3 separate regions of the Homo sapiens genome follow, and all the other regions are linked to region 1. The links are chromatin contacts, found by Hi-C or POLR2A ChIA-PET in ENCODE. All regions are on one chromosome and are shown on one strand. The core of a region is the stretch at or near the end of the contact, and the rest is flanking DNA. Distances in the headings are between cores, read along the strand shown.

Evidence for each region. A loop is a pair of places that touch in the nucleus more often than their neighbours do. ChIA-PET counts read pairs that join two places held with the same protein, here RNA polymerase II (POLR2A). Pooled maps may share reads with other maps.
Region 2: a loop to region 1 is called in a pooled map, with 5 times the contacts of the local background. The contact joins two enhancer-like sites. A Hi-C loop is called at or near these places in 7 of 50 pooled maps. POLR2A ChIA-PET finds 5 or more read pairs at or near these places in 2 of 52 experiments (CD8-positive, alpha-beta memory T cell and OCI-LY7).
Region 3: a loop to region 1 is called in a map with no recorded cell type, with 13 times the contacts of the local background. The contact joins two enhancer-like sites. A Hi-C loop is called at or near these places in 1 of 37 single-sample maps with no recorded cell type and 2 of 50 pooled maps. POLR2A ChIA-PET finds 5 or more read pairs at or near these places in 1 of 52 experiments (PC-9).

What each region holds. Positions count from the first base shown.
Region 1 is chr1:40,385,610-40,389,368 of GRCh38, reverse strand. The region is part of intron 1 of SMAP2 (small ArfGAP2); the gene reads right to left. Among named protein-coding and RNA genes, the nearest start is that of SMAP2, 14 kb to the right of the region's middle. RefSeq lists an enhancer at 3,355-3,624. Within about 2 kb of position 1,785, at least 8 of the 41 ENCODE cell types and tissues checked have a DNase peak (open chromatin) inside an H3K27ac peak, as active enhancers do.
Region 2 is chr1:39,194,335-39,198,549 of GRCh38, reverse strand. It overlaps a transcript of MACF1 not described here. Among named protein-coding and RNA genes, the nearest start is that of MACF1, 8.3 kb to the left of the region's middle. RefSeq lists a silencer at 1,379-1,673. Within about 2 kb of position 2,094, at least 13 of the 41 ENCODE cell types and tissues checked have a DNase peak (open chromatin) inside an H3K27ac peak, as active enhancers do.
Region 3 is chr1:39,104,634-39,108,448 of GRCh38, reverse strand. It overlaps a transcript of MACF1 not described here. Among named protein-coding and RNA genes, the nearest start is that of NDUFS5, 80 kb to the right of the region's middle. RefSeq lists an enhancer at 2,265-2,324 and silencers at 2,585-2,724, 2,765-3,294, 3,335-3,424. Within about 2 kb of position 2,473, at least 32 of the 41 ENCODE cell types and tissues checked have a DNase peak (open chromatin) inside an H3K27ac peak, as active enhancers do.

The DNA of each region.
Region 1 (3,759 bases), core at 536-3,035:
CATGAAAACACAGTCCCTGTCCTCATCTCCAGTCTGAGGGCCCTTCTTCAAAAAAAAAATAATAATGCAGTAGCTGTTACCTCCTTTCTACTAATGTAGGACCTCTAATCCACCTCCTTAGAGGACTAAGTTTAAGTGAATGAGGACTGTATGAACAACATAAGATGCTAGTCAATGGCGCAAGGGTATTTCCGCACATCAGGTATATAATGTTGTGTCCGGAATTGGTGGGTTCTTGGTTTCACTGACTTCAAGAATGAAGCCGTGGACCCTCGCAGTGAGTGTTACAGTTCTTAAAGGCGGCGTGTCCGGAGTTTGTTCCTTCTGATGTTCGGATGTGTTCGGAGTTTCTTCCTTCTGGTGGGGTTCGTGGTCTCGCTGGCTCAGGAGTGAAGCTGTGGACCCTCGCGGTGAGTGTTAAAGCTCTTAAGGCAGCGCGTCTGGAATTGTTCGTTCCTCCCGGTGGGTTCGTGGTCTCGCTGGCTTCAGGAGTGAAGCTGCAGACCTTCGCGGTGAGTGTTGCAGCTCATAAAGGCAGTGTGGACCCAAAGAGTGAGTAGCAGTAAGATTTATTGCAAAGAGCAAAAGAACAAAGTTTCCACACTGTGGAAGAGGACCCGAACAGGCTGCCACTGCTGGCTCGGGCAGCCTGCTTTTATTCTCTTATCTGGCCCCATCCAATCACATCCTGCTGATTGGTAGAGCGGAGCGGTCTGTTTTGACAGGGTGCTGATTGGTGCGTTTACAATCCCTGAGCTAGACACAAAGGTTCTCCACATCCCCACCAGATTAGCTAGATACAGAGTGTGGACACAAAGGTTCTCCAAATCCCCACCAAGAGTAGCTAGATACAGAGTGTCCACACAAAGGTTCTCCAAGTCCCCACCAGAGTAGCTAGATACAGAGTGTCGATTGGTGCATTCACAAACCCTGAGCTAGACACAGGGTGCTGATTGGTGTGTTTACAAACCTTGAGCTAGATACAGAGTGCCGACTGGTGTATTTACAATCCCTGAGCTAGACATAAAGGTTCTCCAAGGCCCCACCAGACTCAGGAGCCCAGCTGGCTTCATCCAGTGGATCTCGCACTGGGGCTGCAGGTGGAGCTGCCCGCCAGTCCCGCGCTGTGCGCCCACACACCTCAGCCCTTGGGTGGTTGATGGGACCGGGTGCCGTGGAGCAGGGGGCGGTCTCGTTGGGGAGGCTCAGGCTGCACAGGAGCCCACAGAGGTGGGGGGAGGCTCAGGCATGGCGGGCTGCAGGTCCCGAGCCCTGCCCCGTGGGAAGGCAGCTAAGGCCCGGTGAGAAATCCAGCGCAGCGCCGGTGGGCCGGCACTGCTGGGGGACCCAGCACACCCTCTGCAGCCGCTGGCCCAGGTGCTAAGCCCCTCATTGCCCAGGGCCAGCAGGGCTGGCCGGCTGCTCCAAGTGCGGGGCCCGCCAAGCCCATGCCCACCCGGAACTCCAGCTGGCCCACAAGTGCGGCACACAGCCCCGGTTCCCGGAGCTGGCTCCCTCCACACCTCCCCGCAAGCCGAGGGAGCCAGCTCCGGCCTCGGCCAGCCCAGGAAGGGGCTCCCACAGTGCAGCAGTGGGCTGAAGGGCTCCTCAAGTGCGGCCAGAGTGGGTGCCAAGGCCGAGGAGGCACCGAGAGCGAGCGAGGGCTGTGAGGGCTGCCAGCACGCTGTCACCTCTCAATGTGAAAGTGCCGGCCCATCTTGCTGTGGTATGACCCATAAAGCTGTTCCTTATGTCCCTTATGTTCCTTAGGTCCCTTATGGGGAAACCAGGGTTCTCCCGAATTCCCCATTCCTTGCCTCAGCAGACATCTACTGCAATGAAGCAGTTCAGAATGATAATGCCCATAGCAAAGCCATCTCTACGTGGGCTCAACCCAGAGAATCCCCTTGGTAACTTTTTAAATTAGAGGGCCCACTTGACTACTCAAATCTGAACACATAAATAACCCATCACTCTAACAACAACACAAAAATTTATACTTCCTTATTTGTATTGTTAAAAAATTGAAAATTCAAATATTAACAATTGGGCAAGAGATAATAATGACATATTCCAATGCTGGGATACAATAAAGGTATTTACACGTTTTTAATGTCATGAAATAAGCTTATAATAAATGTTAAGCAAAAAAGAATGATATAAAATCATTATGGTATAAGCTCAAGTAAATGGGTGATAAGAATTATGAAAAATAAGGCCGGGCATGGTGGTTGATGCCTGTAATCCTGGCACTCCGGCAGGCCGAGGCAGGCAGATGATGTGAGCTCAGGAGTTCGAGACTAGCCTGGGCAACATGGCAAAACCCTGTCTGTACTAAAAATACAAAAATTAGCTGGACGTGGTGGTGTGCACCTGTAGTCCCAGCTACTATGAAGGCTGAGACAGAAGAACTGCTTAAGCCTGATAGAGGCTGCAGTGAGCTGAGATCGTGCCACTGTACTCCAGCTTGGGCGACGGAGCGAGAGACCTTGTCTCCAAAAAAAAAAAAAAAAAAGAATTATGAAAAATACCTTCAGCATCATTATATTTTTCATACTTTCCAATGATTTTTATCGTGGATAGGTTTCAGAATCATAAAAGATAAAGTTGTTGTTGTTTTAAAAAAAACCAGCATTTACTGATGTTTAGATTATAAGCACAGGGATCCTCCTATCTCCCCAGCTCCTAAAATCCCACAAGACAGAAAACAACTGGTCTGTTCCTATGGCAACAAATCTTTTTTTCCTTAAATGTATGAGAAGTCTAATGAAACTGGGACCTATTTTTACTCTGCCCGTAATATGGACCCTTGATCTGAGCCACTTGTGTCAGGCTACTTCTGTCGAGACTAGGCTCAGAACAAGTTAGAATGCTCAGGGAGCCAAGCCGGAGTCTTCCTGATTCCAATGTTTCATTTAATGAAGCTTCCTTTCTCTTTCATATAATCTGGGAATGTTAATACTGTAGTCACACTACAGGAAAGACCTTTCCTCAAGTTTCTCCTCCATCTGTAACGGTTCCTCTAACCGAACTCTTCATGCCTACTTTCAGAGAGACAAAGTCAATCCCTGTTCCAAACAGCTAATCTTTCAGTAAAAATGATTTCAACATAGCAGAAGAGCCTGAATCTCTTAATTCATTCTTTCTCAAATCAGCTGTCACACTCAAATTGGTTTCCGTCAGCTCTGCTGTTTTCAGCTATTTTGAACAAAAGCATCATGGTAAGAACAGGGAGTTTCCTTCCTGTTTCTCTTCTCAGGGTTTGTGTCAGTTATAAGGAGTGATAAAGTGTCAACAACAACAAAAAGACACCAATGCCCCCTTCTCTACAAGCTTTACACTACAGCATATGATGTCACCAGTTCACACAGAAAATTCTGTAAGAAATTATTTTTGAAGGCACAGAACAAAAACAACCACCTAAACAATATCAAGACAAAACTTCCTTAACTCAAAACTAGAAACACTAGAGAACTCATTTCTAAATCCACACATTTGGGGACTTCCAGTTAGACAAGAAAAGAGGAAGTTAAAGAACAAAATGTACTGTGTGCGCACTTCAGACCACTGAGGTGAAATAACATTGTAGGATTAACATGTAAACCCACATCTAAAGATGTAAGCTCTGTGGTAGAGGCCTGGGGATTTATGGTATTCCGTCACCAGCAACTGCTGCAAAAGACAGCATGGCTATTTGAAGAAAAGGAAAAGAAAAGGTGCTCTATTTGCTCAAATCACCATGCTAGGACACACTTATCA
Region 2 (4,215 bases), core at 845-3,344, 1.2 Mb after region 1:
CCTCCTGAGTAGCTGGGATTACAGGCACACACCACCACACCCGGCTAATTTTTGTATTTTTAGTAGAGACGGGGTTTCATCACATTGGTTAGGCTGGTCTCGAACTCCTGACCTCATGATCCACCCGCCTCAGCCTCCCAAAGTGCTGGGATTACAGGAGTGAGCCACCGCGCCCGGCACGCCCAGCTAATTTTTGTATTTTTAGTAGAGTCAGAGTTTCACCATGTTGGCCAGGCTGGTCTCCAACTCCTGACCTCAGGTGATCCATCCGCCTGGGCCTCCCAAACTGCTGGGATTATAGGCATGAGCCACCGCGCCCAGCCTGCTAGTGCTGTTTCTATCACCATTTCTTGAGACAGGGTCTTACTCTGTAGTCCAAGCTGGAATGCAGTGGCACAATCATAGCTCGCTGCAGCCTCAAACTACCGGGCTCAAGTAATCCTCCCACCTCTGCCTCCCGAGTAGCTGGGACTACAGGCATGTGCCACCACGTCTGGCTAATTTTTGTGTTTTTTGCAGAGATGGGGTTTTGCCATGTTTCCCAGGCTGGTCTCGAACTCCTGGGCTCAAGTGATCTGCCTGCCTCAGCCTACCAAAGTGCAGGGATTATAGACATGAGCCACTCCACTTGGCATCTGTCCACCATTTCTCAACCATCTTTTTCGAAACATGGTCTCGCTCTGTCGCCCAGGCCAGAATGCAGTGGTGTGATCATAGCTCACTACAGCCTTGAACTCCTAGGCTCAAGCAATCCTCCTGGTTTAGCCTCCTGAGGAGCTGGGACTATAAACATGCATCACCATGCTGGCTATAATTTTTTAATTTTTTTTGAAGATGGGGTCTCACTATGTAGTCCAGGCTGGTCTCAAACTCCTGGCCTTAAGAGTGACCCTCCCGCCTCTGCCTCCCAAAGTGCTGGGATTACAGGCATGAGCCACCACAACCGTCTTTTCACAGTCTTACAAATACCTTCACCATATTTTCGTTTCCCAAAGTGAAAGCCATTTCCCTGCCCTATTTGCTACCTGAAGCCATCATAAAGCTGTTATAGGAGCTTCTGGCATCAGTAATTAGAAAATCATATACCATGTTTGTGTCATTCAAAAACACCTAGGAAATTTGGGGGAAAAAATCCAAAGTACTCAAATACCAAGATATGTTCTGAACCTACATTTATTATTAGAGAAGACAATGAAAGATAACCAAAGTAATTTATTCTCATAAGATCATAAAAACATGTCATTTTATACCTTGATATTACAGGTAAAAAGCCTGCCTATCTGCAGCTTGTGTGTGTGTGTGTGTATATATTTATATTTATATTTATTATATATATGTATGTTGGAAGGAAGAAGCAGAGGGGAACTGCTTTCATGAAAATAAAATAATTTTTTCACTTGGTGAAACTAAGATCTGTGTGCTGTCATTTACAGGAAGTGGTTAGAGGCTGGCAGGAGGGAGTGACTAGTTTTCTTTTTAAGAGATCATTTATCATACAAAGAACAGTCTTTTTAAAGTCACATTTAGCACCCCCCAGGATATCCCTTACTAACAGCCAACGGGCAGGGCCCCAAACCATGAAAGAAGCCTTGTAGAAGACAGACTCAGAACTTCATTAAGATTTTAGATCTGCCTCTCTTTGGGATTACCCACAGGAATTTGGGATGGTCTCCCCTAACTGTTACCCACAAGAAATCTCAACACAAGGCAACACCCCAGAATTACTTTAATGTTTGCAAGCAAAACAAGCCTGTGCAAAGGTATGCTGGACATTTTATTCAAATGTCATTGAGATTTACTTGGTCTCAAAATAATTGATATCCACAAGCATCATAACTTTAGCAGATTCAGACTAAAAATTTACGTTACACCGTAACTAAAAAAGCCAAATCTAGAAAAATAATGCTTACAAAGAGAGAAGTCTTTTAAAAAATACAATAAATATACCTAAGATTATAAATTTGGTAGAGGGAATAGCACATAACCGATAGGACTGAAAACCTTGGGTTTCTGGAAATGGCACGATGCAGACATCAAAGCCTGGCCCTGAAACTCTTGTCATCTGTCCCCTCCCATGAGTACACTAGGCATCTAACTGAAGACAGGCAGAGGATGTGGGCTTCAGATAACTTAATTAGGAGACATCCATGACTCTGCCTCTAAGGTTTGGCAATGTGGTATTGAGACAACTTGCAAAGGCCCAGAATGTCTACAAAGAACATTCTACATACAAAAGTGTCATTGAATACAATAAAGTAAGGAAAATCTCCATATTTATTGCTCCGTATACATAGATGCCATGAGTATTATAGTAGCATGGAAATTATAAGCCCAGTCTGCCTGGGTTTAAATCCATACTACTATGTATACATCACATTTAGCATCTTTGGGCAAGTTACTTAACTTCATGGAACCTCAATTTCCTCATCTGTAAAATGATGATAATAATAGCATCTGTCTCAGAGTTGTAGTAAGGATGAATGAGTTAATGTGTTTCAGGTGCTCAATACCTGCTCAATAATTGCTGATTATAATTGTCATTATTTGGAGGAGCAGCAAACAAACTACATCTGACCACAAAGACTATGAATATTGCTCAGACTGTACGAAACCTTGGCAACTGATAACTTACCTCACCTAAATTACCTAATCTGTCTAATCTCAGTCTCCAACTTACCAACCCTGCCCTCGTTCACCACAACAGTAATCTCCTTGAAGCATGTATAATGATTGGCACATTTTAAATGCTTAATAAATGTTTATTTATAACTTCACTGTAAAACTTTACATTTCTCCCTATCAGCAAATTAAATCCAAAACTCTCTGGCTTCACAATATTTCCCTCATTATCCTGGCACGTTTTTCCTTCCCATCTCCAGATATTAAACTCCTATTTCTATAGACCAGCTTAAAGCCAGTACTTCCACAGAATTATCTCCAGTTCCTCCCTCCATCCCAGTGAGAAGTAAACTTCTCCCTCCCTTGAGCTTTTATTATACTTTATCTGTTTCTCTCATAAAGTTTAGCACTTTGTGCTTTATAATACAGCTGAGCACATATTGTTACTCCCTCACTAGACTGTTTTTGAAGCTAGATAAATGTCTGCTCTCCTTTATAAAATCTTAGTCACTAAATAACTATTTGTGGAATGAGCAAATTAATAAATGAATGAGAGGATCTGAGAACTGCTTAAGAGCAAGAATGGGGGCGGGTGCACACTAGAAAGGGCAAAGCTGGGCCCAGTGAATTATGAATACTCCCAAAATATAAACATTTCTTCTGGTAATGCATCTTTTTTGACCACAAAAACATACAACCGAGAACAAGTGCCTGGAAAACCATTCATCTTATGGCAGAAATAACTCAAAATGCTCTTCTAGAGAGGCCTAGTAGGTAACATACACTAACAAGGGTGTCGAACCATCTTTAACAGTGAACTTCCAAATCTACCTGGGAATTTAAAAGAAAAAAGTGTCTCCAAGAACACAAGTGTAAGTTTTGCTTTTCCTTGGAGCTGGAAGGAAGATAGTTTATTAATTCAGAAATTAAACTGCTTGGCTGGGAGCAGTGGCTCACCCCTGTAATCCCAGCGCTTTGAGAAGCTGAGGCAGGAGGACTGCCTGAGGACAGGAGTTTAAGACCACCCTGGGCAACATAGCAAGACCCCATCTCTCCAAAACATAATAACACTTAGCCAGGCCCAGTGGTTACACACCTGTAGTTCTAGCTACTTGGGAGGCTGAGGCAGGAGAATCACTCCAGCCCAGGAGTTTCAGGCCACAGTGAGCTATGATCACACCACTGCACTCCAGCCTAGACAGCAGAGCAAGACAATAGAGAAGGGAAGGGAGGGGAGGGGAGGGGAGGGGAGGGGAGAGGAAGGCAGGGAGAAAGAAATTCCACTTTTGGCTGGGCATGGTGGCTCACGCCTGTAATCCCAGCACATTAAAAGGCTGAGGCGGGGTGGATCACCTAAGGTCAGGAGTTCAAGACCAGCCTGGCCACCCGTCTCTACTAAAATTACAAAAATTAGCCGGGCATGGTGGCATGTGCCTGTAGTCTCAGCTACCTGGGAGGCTGAGTCAGAAGAATCCCTTGAGCCCGGGAGGTGGAGGCTGCAGTGAGCTGAGATCGCGCCACTGCACTCCAGCTTGGGAAACAGAACAAGACTCTATCACAAAAAAAAAAAAAAAAAAAAGAAAAGAAAAGAAAAGA
Region 3 (3,815 bases), core at 1,224-3,723, 1.3 Mb after region 1:
CTTCCTCTGGCTTCCATACTATCTCTGTTCTAGCACTTATCACAGTATGACAACTACTTGTTTGCAAGTATCTTTCCCTTACTAGATGGAATAACCAAGGGCAGGAACCAGATCTCATTCAGAATTCTGGCATCTAACATTGTGGCACCTCCAAGAGAGACTTTAATGACTGTCAGAGAATTGGGGAAATGAAGGATATACCCTGGTTCTCTTGGCTGCTGCCCACTCTGAACTGTTAGAATCCAGTGTTATTATCTAATGCCTCCTGTTTACTGGCCAGCTATCTGAAAGAACCTTTGGGACATTTAGGAAATAAGGGAGAGCATTTATTTCCATGCTGAATCATCTAATCCTGCCAAGACCATGCTCACTGCCACCACACAGAAAAAAAAAAAAAAATGGTTGCCAAGCACAGTTCTGGAAAACCCATACTTGACTACCATTCCTAATACAGCTGCACTACACACAGCTCTGCTTCCCTCACACTCCAAATACATTACTGCCCTTCTCCCATTGGCCCTAGGGGCAGTTTAGGCAGCTGAAAATTTTAGCTCTCCTTCTGCATATAAAAATCCTGCTTCAGCCTGTATAATGAGGTGACTACAAATTAATAGCAGCAGAGAGAGATCCAAGTAATGTGGTGACCAGCCAATAAGGGTCTAGAACACCCCACCATCATCAATATCTATTTTCCCATCTCTTTCCAAAACCAATACGTGGCATGATCCTCACAAACTCCTTCCCCTGGTCACTCTATAGATTCCAGCTCACTCCTCTGCTTAGACAAACTGTTCTCCTATTAAGGTAGTACGGGGATTTCTAAGTCTGGAAAATGCAGGAATTCCATAAGCAAAGTAACAAAGGCCCGGATGCTAAGCCACTCTGACCTCCCAGTGAGAACGGTGCAGTGGGGGGAAGAGAGATTGTTCTGCACCGATCAGAAGAGCAGACTGCACGACCACCGTATACAACTCGAGGTAATTTACTTTGGGCAACCATTTTTAACTCATTCCTCCCCTCAAGAAAGAGACCTGTGTCTGGGAAGGATTAAGTTCCTATACACCTGATCAAGGCCCTTCAGAGGAAAGCCAAACTGAGTGAGACAGCTAAAAAAAAAAAACTGAACAAAAGAGGTCTCTCCTGGAACAAGCCCTACTGCCCCCTTCTTTCCCAGCCTCATTTGCTAGGAGTCCAACTTCCTTTCCGCTGGAGGTCACCAGTACTACCATCCAGTGAGGTGCTGAGATTTCTTCACCTATTTTGGGTCTTAATTCTGCTGGTTTGAAGCTGTCACAGCCCGGGACGGTCCTAATGTATCTCCTCTCTCTGAAGAGAGCAGTGTTACTCAAAAGCCTGCAAAGGAAACTTAATGCAACCATTCACTGAGCAGCATTTTTTCAATGAAGTTCAGCAGCACAATCTAACCTCTTTGTGCTCTGAAATGAACCACATTTCTTAAAAAGAAAGACCACAGGGGGTTGACAGAAAACTTGCTGCAGGCAGGAAAAGCTGGACAGTTTACAGGAGCTGATGCAGAGGGAACAAGCAAAAACCCTAGTAGGTCTTTTTTCGCATTTCATCTCTACTTTTTTCCTGCTGCATTCCCAAGCAGAGTTCCAATGCCACAAGAAAAAAAAAGTGGGGGGGAGGGGGGAGAGGGGGGGCGTTTTACAGCTTCTTCATTAGTTTCCCTTCACTGGATAGGTGCTGTAAACAAGTACGCTGGACTCAGTCATAGGGGCTGAAGTTTCCTCTCCTTCAGATAAAAAGAAACTAAGGGCCTAGTCACAAGGGCCCGAGCTGAATAAAATGGGGAAAAGTGCTGCCTGTGTCGTTTCTGGGAAAATCTCCCCGTCTGTGGAAAGCATAACTGCCAGCCAAAGCAAACTCCCAGAACCGGATGTTAAAGATCAAGGCAAGGGCCTCCCAAGGCCACGCATCCCTGGCTTCCATTCAGGGGCACCTACAGCAGTTAGGGAAATGCAGTCCACAGGCCCTCTTGTCTGTCAAAACTTTCTCCCCATACACCCAAGGCGCAGATTAGGCATTAACTTGCAGAAGTGTCTCGCAAGAGAGCCTTCAGGGCTGAAATCCGAGCTCCAAGGCAAATCTTTATGTGGGAGGAAAAAAACAGACCCCTACCTCCAGCAGGCCCAGACCCCCGGGGAGATGGAGGGGGTAAGGTCTCGCCACCAAAAACTGCACACTCACCCACACCGCTGCCCACCCCACCCCGAAGACACCAAGGTGCTTTCCAACCTCGGCTTCCACGCGACTCATCCGAGACTCAAAGAGACAAAAGGGGGCGAGGGAGGGACTCTCCGCGGGCACACAGAGGTCCGAGCCCCTCTGGGAGGAAGCTCGCACCCAGAGCAGAGCGGGTGGTTTCTCCCGCGCCCAACTCCTCCTCCTCCTCCTCCCCAGCAACTCCCCACGGCGGCCGGTCTCCAGGCCAGCGCCTTGTCTCGCCTTCTTCCAGCTGGGGCCGGATAATAGGGCAAATCATGTAACTGGCGCTCTGAGCGCGCCGACTGCCCCGGGGGCGGTTTCCGAAGGCTTATCTCAACTCTGTAAATAAACTGGCCCCGAGAAGCAGCAGCTCAGGGCCAAGCCCCGCGCGGTGGGTGCGACCCCGCCCGGCCGCCCCACCTGCAGCCGCCGAGCCGACCGGCTCCGAAGGCCACGCTGCGCCGGCCCGCGGGCCTCAGCGCCGGCCAGTCCCCGGCCCTACCTTTGTACCGCTCCAGCACATCCTCGTACGCCTGCACGAACTCCTTCTCCTGGCTGCGGTTGGCCGGCTGCTGACCCGGCACGTAGCCGGCCATGGCCGCCCGCACCGCCTTCTCGCCGAGCCCCGGGGGCTGCCGGTTCCAGGCCCGCGCGCTGAGGCGGCGGCGGCCCCAGCCTCGACCCTTTGTGCGTCTCAGAGACGGCGACGGCGCCCTCGCTCTCCGCCGTCCGCCCGCCTCGCCCGGCCCGGCAGTCGCGCTCCGCTCCTCAGTCCGCTCGCACCCGGCCCGCTCGCGCTCCGCCGGTCCCGGCTCGCGTTTCCGCGTCCTCACCCCTCGGCTCCGCTCCTCCCTCAGCCCGCCCCGGCGCGGCTGCAGCGGCGGGCGGCGGCGGCGGCTCCTCCTGTCAGGAGCGCCAGGCCCGGCCCGTTCCCCGCCCCCTCTCCCCGCCGCCTCCGGGTCCCGGCGAGTCCTCGGCCCCAGGCTGCGGCCGGCTGGGCCCGGGCTGCCCACACGGGTCCCCCAGGGGCTGCCGACCCCCGCCCGGCCCGGACTGGGGCCCGAGCCGAGGGGCGCGAGAGGCCGGCCCACGCGGGAGTCCCGCTGGGTGGGAGGCCCCGCGCGTCAGGATGAAAGGCTGGGCCGGCCGAACGGCAGGGAGACCCGGGCCGGCTCCACAGGGCGAGCGGGAGCCCCAGTCAGCGCTGACCTACGCCGCCGGGAGCGGGACAAAGGAGGGTTTCTCCCTGGCTGGAGAGAAACCCAGCGGGGCCTGTGCGGCTGCTGGAGAAGGACCTGGAGAAACTGAAGGGAAAGCAGAGGGCAAAAGACCACGATGCCTCAGATCCCAGGGCTAGACGCGGTCAGAACGAGGACAAGGGCAAGATCCAGACAGGGCTGCAGTGTAGGGCCGGAGGACACTGAGCCCACAAAGAAGCCCGGGAACAAAGGGTTTTCCAGAAACAGAAGAAGCTGAACAAGAAGTGACGGGGCAGATCCAGCACCATGAAGTAAACCAGGCCAAGGAGCCAGAGCCTGAGAAATGACAACCCAGGGAGGCACGAAAACGGGATTCTGAATGCACCA